Linked DNA regions of Homo sapiens: region 1 is linked to region 2. Evidence: chromatin contacts called from ENCODE Hi-C or POLR2A ChIA-PET data. All regions are on one chromosome and are shown on one strand. Each heading gives the region's core, a stretch centred on a gene start or an enhancer-like site at or near the end of the contact. The rest is flanking DNA. Distances are from core to core; before and after follow the strand shown.

Evidence for each region. Hi-C counts contacts between places; a loop is a spot of excess contacts on that map. ChIA-PET counts read pairs that join two places held with the same protein, here RNA polymerase II (POLR2A). Pooled maps may share reads with other maps.
Region 1: a pooled map shows a loop between it and region 2 (2.7-fold over the local background). The contact joins two enhancer-like sites. A Hi-C loop is called at or near these places in 1 of 168 maps with a recorded cell type or tissue (CD4-positive, alpha-beta T cell), 1 of 37 single-sample maps with no recorded cell type and 6 of 50 pooled maps. POLR2A ChIA-PET finds 5 or more read pairs at or near these places in 14 of 52 experiments (CD4-positive, alpha-beta T cell, GM12878, H1 and 9 more).

What each region holds. Positions count from the first base shown.
Region 1 is chr12:93,433,897-93,439,044 of GRCh38, reverse strand. The region is part of intron 1 of UBE2N (ubiquitin conjugating enzyme E2 N); the gene reads left to right. Among named protein-coding and RNA genes, the nearest start is that of UBE2N, 5.5 kb to the left of the region's middle. Within about 2 kb of position 2,286, at least 5 of the 41 ENCODE cell types and tissues checked have a DNase peak (open chromatin) inside an H3K27ac peak, as active enhancers do.
Region 2 is chr12:93,388,358-93,393,540 of GRCh38, reverse strand. All of the region lies in intron 1 of NUDT4 (nudix hydrolase 4), which reads right to left. Among named protein-coding and RNA genes, the nearest start is that of NUDT4, 13 kb to the right of the region's middle. Within about 2 kb of position 2,825, at least 2 of the 41 ENCODE cell types and tissues checked have a DNase peak (open chromatin) inside an H3K27ac peak, as active enhancers do.

The DNA of each region.
Region 1 (5,148 bases), core at 1,037-3,536, 46 kb before region 2:
TAACCATTTGATTCTTACAGACATTTTTGTGAACTAGACAATATATTTTGCAGTCTAGAAACTGACTTAAATGACTTTCCTAAGGTAAAGCTGGTAAGAGGCAGAATTTGGATCTTGATTAGTGTAACATTCCCCTGTCTCTTGTTACTGTAAAATGACTAACTACAAATACAAGATGATTTTCTGGACTACTATTCACCCAGTTGCTATCTCATTTAGATTCCTGTATCTAATCCAGTAGCAAATTCTGTAGGTTCTGCTTTCAATATATGTACTAAATCAGACACTTTCCCCCCTGTCTTTCAAACCTCTGTTCACTTCCATCATTTACTGCCTGGCCTCCTGTATTAGCCTACTTTGGAGCAGCAGCTAGTGTTATCTTCTTAAAATATAGACCATGTTACTCCCCTGCTAAAAACTGTAGAGGTTCTCCATCACACTTACATTAGAATCTTGCCTTCCCCCCCACCCCTTAGCTATAAGGCCCTGCATTCATTTGGGATGCCTACTTCTGAGCGCATCTGCACTTCTCTCTCTGGGTCACTCCACTGTAGCCACACTGTTGCTTTGCTGTACCCTGAACAATAAGTGGTTGAGCTTATTCCAGTCACAGGACTTTCCTCCAGTTTGTTGCATTGCTTGCTTTGTCCAGTTGTTCCGTTCTTAGCTCATATGTCATACCCTCTACCTAACCTGTCCCGTATAAACCAGTTTCCCTTTTTCCTCCCCCACAATTTTATCCTCCTATCTCCCTTTCTTCTGTATAAGTGCTTATTACTGTTCGAAGTTATGTTATTTACTGTTTATTTCTCTCTATTCCCCATTAAACCTTCATGAAGTTAGGGACTCTTGGATATCCCGGGCATTGCTCATTCGTGCCTAGACCAATCCTTGGCACATAGTAGATACTGAAATATTAATAGACTAACTGAATAGATGAGCCTTAATCTCAATGAGCAATAATTTGACATTGTTACTCCTTGGTATATTCTGTCTGAACCAATGTCTGAGCTAAAAGTTAAAGCTAGTCTCGTTTTCCACCCATAAGCTCACTTAAAAAGGACATCAATCTTTTACATTATTTCTTTTTTGTGTGCCTACTCTGCTTATGTATCTTTTTTTATTAACTAGGAAATGCACACATAGAGCACATTTGAAAGGCTCTGAAGGATACGTAGAGAATCCCTCATCTGTCCTTCAGCATTCCAGTTCCCCTGCTTAGAAAACCACTGTTTTTGTTTGTTTGTTTGTTTGTTGAGACGGAGTCTCCCCCTGTTGCCCAGGCTGGAGTGCAGTGGTGCAATTTTGGCTCACTGCAAACTCCACCTCCCAGGTTCAAGTGATTCTCCTGCCTCAGTCTCTTAAGTAGCTGAGACTGCAGGCATGTGCCACCACACCTGGCTAATTTTTAGTAGAGATGGGGTTTCACCATGTTGGCCATGCTGGTCTCAAACTCCTCTTCTCAAGTGATCCACCTGCCTCAGCCTCCCAAAGTGCTAGGATTACAGGTGTGAGCCACTGCACCCGACTTCAACCACTATTTTTATTGTGTATCCTTACAAGAAGACCAGAGCAACTTTCTGCTATAAGTTAGGCGTCTTCTCCTTCTCATGCAAATACCTTGATTCCCTTCTCTTCCCCTCTAACCACCTATGTATCTTCAAGTTGACTTTTTTTTTTTTTTAAGAGACAGACTGCTGCTTTGTTGCCCAGGCTGGAGTGCAGTGGCTTTTCACAGGCGTGATCATAGTACACTATATACATACAGCCTCGAATTCCTAATATCAGGTGATCTCTACCTTCAGCCTCCAGTATCTGGGATTACAGACATGCATCATAGTGTTCTGCTTTGGCTCTTTTTTTTTTCTCAAAGGGCTGTTTAATGGAACCTTATGGTTAGACTTTATTTTATTTTTTCAAATATTGGAAATTTAATACTTTTTCAGTAGAGATGGGGTCTTGCCATGTTGCCTAGGCTGTTCTCGAGCTCCTAGGCTCAAGTGATTCTTCCACCTCGGCCTCCCAAAGTGCTAGGGTTAACAGGCATGAACCACCGTGCCTGGCCTAGACTTTATTGTAACTAATTGCTTATTCATAACTTTCAGAATGTTTCCTAAATTGTGCTATATAAAAAATGCTGTAACGAAGTTTTGTATGTATGGCATTTTGCACAAGTGTGAGTGATATTGAGTCTTAGTAGTTCTGTTTTAAGCTAGAATCTTTAGTTTCGTTTTTCTGCCTTATCTTCTGGACCAAAGCTCTTTTAGCCAATAAAAGTGACTGAAGCTGGGCATGGTGGTTCACACCTGTAATAACAGCTCTTTGGGAGACTGAGGCCCAAGGATTGCTTGAAGCCAGGAGTTGAGACCAGCCTGAGGAACATAGTGAGATCTCCATCTCCACCAAAAAAAAAAAAGTGAGCAGTTAAAGCTTAAAGTCATAAAGGTTAGGAGGTACCTAAAATGTCCCTCAAATGAGAGGTTCTGCATAATCCTGTCATAAAGGAGAATCACTTTCGGGAACCGATAAGTGAGATCTATAGTTATGGCCTTGGTCAAAACCAAATCTGTTTCAGCTTTACATGTTACGTTGATACAGTGACTGACATTCCTTTAATGGTCTTTTCAGAATTAATCATGAGGGCTGAGCACTGTGGCTCATGCCTATAATCTCAGTACTTTGGGAGGCTGAGGCGGGAGGATCCCCTGAGCCCAAGGTTTCAAGACTGGGCTGTACAACATAATGAGACCTTGTCTCTACAAAAAGATAAAATGAAAATTAGCCAGGTGTTGTGGCACACATCTGTAGTCCCAGCTACTCAGGAGACAGGTGGGAGGATTGGTTTGGCCCAGGAAGTTGAGGCTGCAGTGAGCCTAGATCGCGCCACTGCACTCCAGCCTGGGCGACAGAGTGAAACCCTGTCTCAAAATAGTAATAATGATAATAATGAAAATGATAAAATACAGTCTTGGGAAAAAGTAGTTAACTTACCCTAGGGGTTGACTTATTTGATTAAAACCTAGTGAGTCAACCTGCTGGAATTAGAATTTTACCAGTCTTTCGCAGAATTTACTTTATGTCTCCCTTCCCCACTGGTCCCTTGTCTATGGTGCTTAAAAATTTACTTAAGAAAATACATTTAATTAATTTTTTGAAACAGGGTCTCTGTCACCCAGGCTGAAGTGCAGTGGAAAAATTTACTCTTCTATTTGGTGTGATTTAGCCTCAAATTCTTAAAAATCAGATACAGTCTGATTTTACATTGAGACTTGAGTTTACTTTTTTAATAGGATTTTTTGAAGTACACACATTTTTTCCTGTTACTGTTTAAAAGCCACTCATTTGATAGGTATTCTAGTGCATAAGGTATTTTTTTTTGTAAGAAAAGTGATTTAGAAAACTCACCTTTTATTTATTTGAGACGGGAGTCTTGCTTTGTTGCCCAGCCTGGAGTGCAATGGCACAATCTCGGCTTACTACAACCTCTGCCTCCCAGGTTCAAGCAGTTCTCCTGCCTCAGCCACTGGAGTAGCTTTACTCTCTGCCTTGAACATTTTTTTTTTCTTATTTTGAGATGAAGTTTTGCTTTTGTTGCCCAGGCTGGAGTGCAATGGCGTGATCTCGGCTAACTGCAACCTCTGCCCCCTGGGTTCAAGCAATTCTCCTGCCTCAGCCTCCCTAGTAGCTGGGATTACAGGTGTATGCCACCACGCCCAGCTGATTTTTGTATTTTTAGTAGAGGCAGGGTTTCACCATGTTGGTCAGGCTGGTCTCGAACTCCTGACCTTTGGTGATCTGCCCACCTCGGCCTCCCAAAGTGCTGGAACTACAGGTGTGAGTCACCGCGCCTGTCCTATCTGTTGTTTTAAGCTCTGAAAATACTTGTCTGATAATGTTTTCTTCCAATTAAAAAAAGGCATGGAAAAGTTACCATGATGTTTCAGAAATATATGTACCTCCAGGTGGGGGCAGGGAAACTTAGCCAGGTATGGTGGTTCATGCAGTAATCCTAACAGAAGACTGAGGCAGGAAGATCCCTTGAATCCAGGAGGCCGGGGCTGCAGTGAGCTATTAGTGGCACCACTGCACCCCAGCCTGGGTAATAGAGGCAAGACCCTGTCTCTTAAATAAATAAATAAATAAATAAATAAATACAAACTCATTATGATGAAGACAGATTTGTTATAAGTTGTAATTAAAATCACCTTTGGAATTTAAGAAAAAACTTGTAAAAAATTTGACTAGGAACAGTGGTTCTTTAGTTCTTTCAGTTGTCTCACTTAAGAATTTTCTGACCTCTTCCTAGGAAAAAAAGCTATTTTTTTTAACGTATGACTTCTGGGGATTCAGATTCTTGCCAAGTTTATTTGTGGATTCCCTAGGTCTCCATGTGCTCCATGTTAAGAATCCTTGAACTGCTTTTGATAGTGATTAAACTTTCAGGCTCTAAAGATACTGTTTTAATATACTATCTAATGTTTTGATTATGAAATGTGAGCATAACTGAAAGTAAGTTAAAAATAGCAGTCAGTTCAGTATTCTTTTTTAAGCTCCTCTGTGTCAAGCAGTTCCTTTAGTCCAGATTGATCAACTCCTGCACAAGTGAAATTAAGTTTTGTCAAATTATCAAGTACTTTAGTATTCACTGTGCTAAATGACTGTGACTGGAAATGTTATGCATTTGCTTTGCTCAAGTTTGGAATTTTTTCCACACGTGTTAATGACCACTCTTAAAACCAGAGTTTTTTTTTGTTGAGACGGAGTCTCGCTCTGTCGCCAGGCTGGAGTGCAGTGGCACGAACTCGGCTAACTGCAATCTCCACCTCCCAGGTTCAAGCGATTCTCCTGCCTCAGCCTCCCGAGTAGCTGGAATTACAGGCACGCGCCACCACACCCAGCTAATTTTTTTTTATTTTTAGTAGAGACGGGTTTCACCATGTTGGCCAGGATGGTTTCAATCTCCTGACCTCGTGATCCACCCACCTCGGCCTCCTAAAGTGCTGGGACTACGGGAGTGAGCCACCAGAGTTTTACACATTAGAGAACATCTGTTCTATCCTTTTCTTTCTCTGGTGAGGAATTTGTAGGCCAAAGAAGTTGGATGACCAGATTCCTGATGTACAATTCGGTTCTTCTTCTTTTTTCCCT
Region 2 (5,183 bases), core at 1,576-4,075:
TTGTTTTAATGATGCAACAGCAGAGTCAAAGCAGTTGTGACAGAGACTGTGTGGCCCTCAAAACTTAAAATGTTTGTCTGGCCCTTAATTTGGAAGTCTATGGACCCCTTACCAAGAATAGCATTAAGATTGAAATGTGGCCGGGCGTGGTGGCTCACATCTATAATCCCAGCACTTTAGGAGGCCGAGGTGGGCGATCACCTGAGGTCAGGAGTTCCACACCAGCCTGGACAAAACATGGTGAAACCCCGTCTTTACTAAAAATACAAAAATTAGCCAGGTGTGGTGGTGCATGCCTGTAATCCCAGCTAATCGGGAGACTGAGGCATGAGAATCACTTGAACCTGGGAGGCGGAGGTTGCAGTGAGCAGTGAGCAGAGATTGCACCACTGCACTCCAGCCTGGGCAACAGAGCAAGACTCCATCTCGGGGAAAAAAAAAAAAAAAAAAGACTGAAATCTACAAATTGTTACAAAAATACCCTATTACCTTAGACAAGTATCCTAGATTTTATTTAACAGGTAACAGGTATTACATACCCATCTTTTAAATGAATATCTGGCCGGGCGCAGTGGCTCATGCCTGTAATCCTAGCACTTTGGGAGGCTGAGGTGGGCAGATCACCTGAGGTCAGGAGTTCCACACCAGCCTGGACAAAACATGGTGAAACCCCGTCTTTACTAAAAATACAAAAATTAGCCAGGTGTGGTGGTGCATGCCTGTAATCCCAGCTAATCGGGAGACTGAGGCATGAGAATCACTTGAACCTGGGAGGCGGAGGTTGCAGTGAGCAGTGAGCAGAGATTGCACCACTGCACTCCAGCCTGGGCAACAGAGCAAGACTCCATCTCGGGGGAAAAAAAAAAAAAAAAAAGACTGAAATCTACAAATTGTTACAAAAATACCCTATTACCTTAGACAAGTATCCTAGATTTTATTTAACAGGTAACAGGTATTACATACCCATCTTTTAAATGAATATCTGGCCGGGCGCAGTGGCTCATGCCTGTAATCCTAGCACTTTGGGAGGCTGAGGTGGGCAGATCACCTGAGGTCAGGAGTTCAAGACCAGCCTGGCCAACATGGTGAAACCCCATCTCTACTAAAAATACAAAAAATTAGCCGGGCGTGGTGGAAGGCACCTGTAATCCCAGCTACTTAGGAGGCTGTGGCAGGAGAATCACTTGAACCTGGGAGGCGGAGGTTGCAGTGAGCCGAGATCATGCCACTACACTCCAGCCTGGGCAACAGAGCTAGATTCTGTCTCAAAAAAAGGAAAAAAAAAAGGGGGGGGGGGAAACAAAGGAATATTTGTGGGCTAGCTTAGGTTGAACTTCACTTAAGTTAAAATCAACTCAAGGTGAGCGTGGTGGCTCATGCCTATAATCCCAGCACTTTGGGAGGCTGAAGTGGGTGGACATCTGAGGTCAGGGGTTCAAGACCAACCTGGCCAACATGGTGAAACCCTATCTCTACTAAAAATACAAAAATTAGCTGGGTGTGGTAGCACATTCCTGTAGTCCCAGCTACTCAGGAGGCTGAGGCACAAGAATTGCTTGAATTCAGGAAGCGAAGGTTGCAGTGAGCCGAGACTGCACCACTGCACTTCAGCCTGGGCAATGGAGTGAGACTCTGTCTCAAAAAAATAAAAAATAAAAATAAATAAGTCAATTTGAACAAAAGTGTCCACAAAATTATCTTAGTATACTACCTTCAAGTAAATTTAAACAGTTCTCCCTCGAAAACACATAGGGTTTATCACGAAGTTTAATTCCCAGTGTGCATAGAGATGATGATGATAACTAAGACAGGGTCTCACTTGGACATCCACGTTGGAGTGCAGTGACACAATCTCTGCTGACTGCAGCCTTCACTTCCCGGGCTCAAGTGATCCTCTCACTCCAGCTTCCCGAGCAGTTGGGAGTACAGGCACCCACCACCAGGCCTGGCTAATTTTTGTACTTTTTTTTTTTTTTGAAATGGAGTCTCGTCCTATCATCCAGGCTGGAGGGCAGTGGCATGGTCTTGGCTCACAGCAACCTCTGCCTCCCGGGTTCAAGTGATTCTCCCACCTCAGCCTCCAAAGTAGCTGGGATTACAGGCACCTCCCACCAAGACCAGCTAATTTTTGTATTTTGAGTAGAGATGGGGTTTCGCCACGTTGGCCAGACTGATCTCAAACTCCTGACTTCAAGTGATCTGCCTGCCTTGGCCTCCCAAAGTGCTGGGATTACAGGAGTAAGCCACCATGCCCAGTCTGATTTTCGTATTATTTTGTAGAGGTGGGGTCTTGCCATGTTGCCTAGACAGGTCTCAAAACCATGGGCTCAAGTGATCTTCTCACCTTGGCCTCCCAACTGGGATTACAGGCAAGAGCCATGACTGATTTTTTTTTCTTTTAAATGCATGCCAGCACTTCTATCTGCCCTGCTCCCTCCCTGCTGCCAGGAGCTGCTGGCCTTTAAGAGTTCTCAGCCAGCACAGGAGTCCTCTCTCATTTGACTAAGTTACCAGGAACTTTTCCAAACTGGAAAGTTTCAAGCTGACAATTCAGCAACTCCCACCCTTCTCTCAAGCCCCCAAAATGCTGAGTTAAAAGAGAGTATCTATTTAGGCATAGAACCTCCTCTTAGAAAAGCAGCATTCCAGGCCAGGCATGGTGGCTCACGCCTGTAATCCCATCCCAGCACTTTGGGAGGCCAAGGCGGGCAGGTGTGAGAACAGCCTGGGCAACACAGCAAAACTCCCTCTACAAAAAAATACAGAAATCAGCCATGCATGGTGACATGTGCCCATAATACCAGCTACTCAGGAGGCTGTGGTGGAAGGGATCACCTGAGCCCAGGAGGTCGAGGTTACAGTGAGCTGTGATCATGCCACTGCACTCCAGCCTGGGCGACAGAATGAGACTGTCTCAAAAAAAGGGAGGGGGGGTTATTACATTATCAAATTATACCCAGATGAGACTTTATAGAAAATTAGAAAAAGAAAATTAAAAATCCAAAAGTGCATGCAAGGGTCTCTAAGTTCAAATTCTACTTTCAACAGAGAAACTACAAATCAGATTTCAAAACCTTTGTATTTTATTCAAAATTGGAGGCTTACAGAGGATCTATGGCAACCAAAGGCACTGGCCCTCTATCAAGACTGGCAAGTGAATGTTAGTTTTTAAGTTAAATAAAAATGTTAAGAGTTTGTCTCGCATCACTGGAAAAGTAAACAGCAACTACTGGTCCGGACTGCAGAGTTACAGGCCTCTTTTTCTGGTCACTAGGTTTGGGTTAGGAATAAACTGGTTTCTATTGCCTAGATGAAATTCTTGTTACACAATTCTATGCTCTCTAAGCAACTTCCTGGATTACGTTAATAATGGGACATAACGCAGGTGGCTAGCCGCCTGAAAAGTACATCATCACTTAGTAAATAGTAAATAGGGAGTTCAAAATCATCCATATTCAAAATGTTGCAGTCCTGAATAAATGAAATGCAAAGTCTCATGTATCTAGGTCATTGACTATGATGTTTCCAGTTCTCCAAGACAGAGCTAAATTACAGGAGATTAATAATGTTGAAAAACCATTAGTATAAGATGTGTCTGCTTTTCTGAAGAAACATTTTATGCTTCAGATTTTTTTTTTTTTGAGACAGAGTCTCGCTCTGTCATTCAGACTTGAGTCTAGTGGTGCAATCTCGGCTCACTGCAACCTCCGCCTCCTTGGTTCAAGCAATTCCCTCCCTCAGCCTCCCGAGTAGCTGGGATTACAGGCTCCCACCACCATGCCCAGCTCATTTTGGTACTTTTAGTAGAGATGGGGTTTCACCATCTTGGCCAGGCTGGTCTTGAACTCCTGACCTCGTGATCCACCTGCCTCGGCCTCCCAAAGTGCTGGGGTTACAGGTGTCAGCCACCGCGCCCGGTCTATGCTTCAGATTTAAAACCAATCCTGCATCTACAAGACATCAGCATGACTAAACTTTTCTTCCAAAAATGAGTAATATGGAACCCTTGTGTCTCAACATCTCTCTTTCATAAATTACTTTTTAGAAAGCCTCATGAAAATAGTATATAAATTTGATAAGTGATTTAGCACAATCCAGTAATTTATGATATAAGAATCTCGGCTCACTGCAACCTCCGCCTCCCCGGTTCAAGCGATTCTCCTGCCTCAGCCTCCCAAGTAGCTGGGATTACAGACATGCGCCACCACGCCCAGCTAATTTTGTATTTTTAGTAGAGACGGGGTTTCTCCATGCTGGTCAGGCTGGTCTTGAACTCCAGACCTCAGGTGATCTGCCCGCCTCAGCCTCTCAAACTGCTGGGATTACAGGCATGAGCCACCACACCCAGCCAAATGTATCTTTCAAAAAAAAGGCCGATAAATTTAAATGAGTAATTATCTATGGTCCAGAAATGATTCACATCTAAACTACTAGCTTAAGGCAGATGTGCTAATATCCAACTTTTGGTGATGGTAGTTTTAAAATCCAGCATGTTTCATTAAGCACTTGTCTACTCATCTAAATTGACAAACCTGCAGATAGAATTGGGCTCCTCTGGGCCCTTGATCTGCCAATTAATTCCAGTCTGTCCTAAACTCTGCTACTTTTGAACCTTTCATGCTTTTGAGGGTCTACAGCTAACACAGTCACCACTAGCATCATATGGCTAAATTTAAGATTAAATAAAATTTAAAATTCAATTCCTTAGTCCAGTCATATTTCAAGTGCTCATCTCAAGGGTCACATATTGGACATCTACAGCCAATTAATGGTATATCCTTTTCAGAACAGGTAAAATATGTAACTGTTAGTTATTTATCCACTTAAATTTTCATGCAAAACCTTACCACTTTAAAATGCTTTTCGAAAGAAAATCAGAATCATGAAAATGGGCTAGCAGGAAAGAAGCATCATGCACATGGTATCCAAACTAAATCCATTCACTTTTGTCTTTACAATCTTCAGCCTCTAGAAGGACAGAGAACAGACTGACTCCTGTCAAAAAGTGACAATTCAGCACAAGTTCTCCACCTTAAAGAGAAGCACTGTGGAGAAAGAAGTTGCTGATTTTGTTCCTTATCTACTAATTGTGTGATACTCAACAAGAATTGTATGTGATGAAAAGATACTGAATATACATCTTTCCCTCAAAGAGCTTATATTCTTGGAGGTGGGGTTGGAAT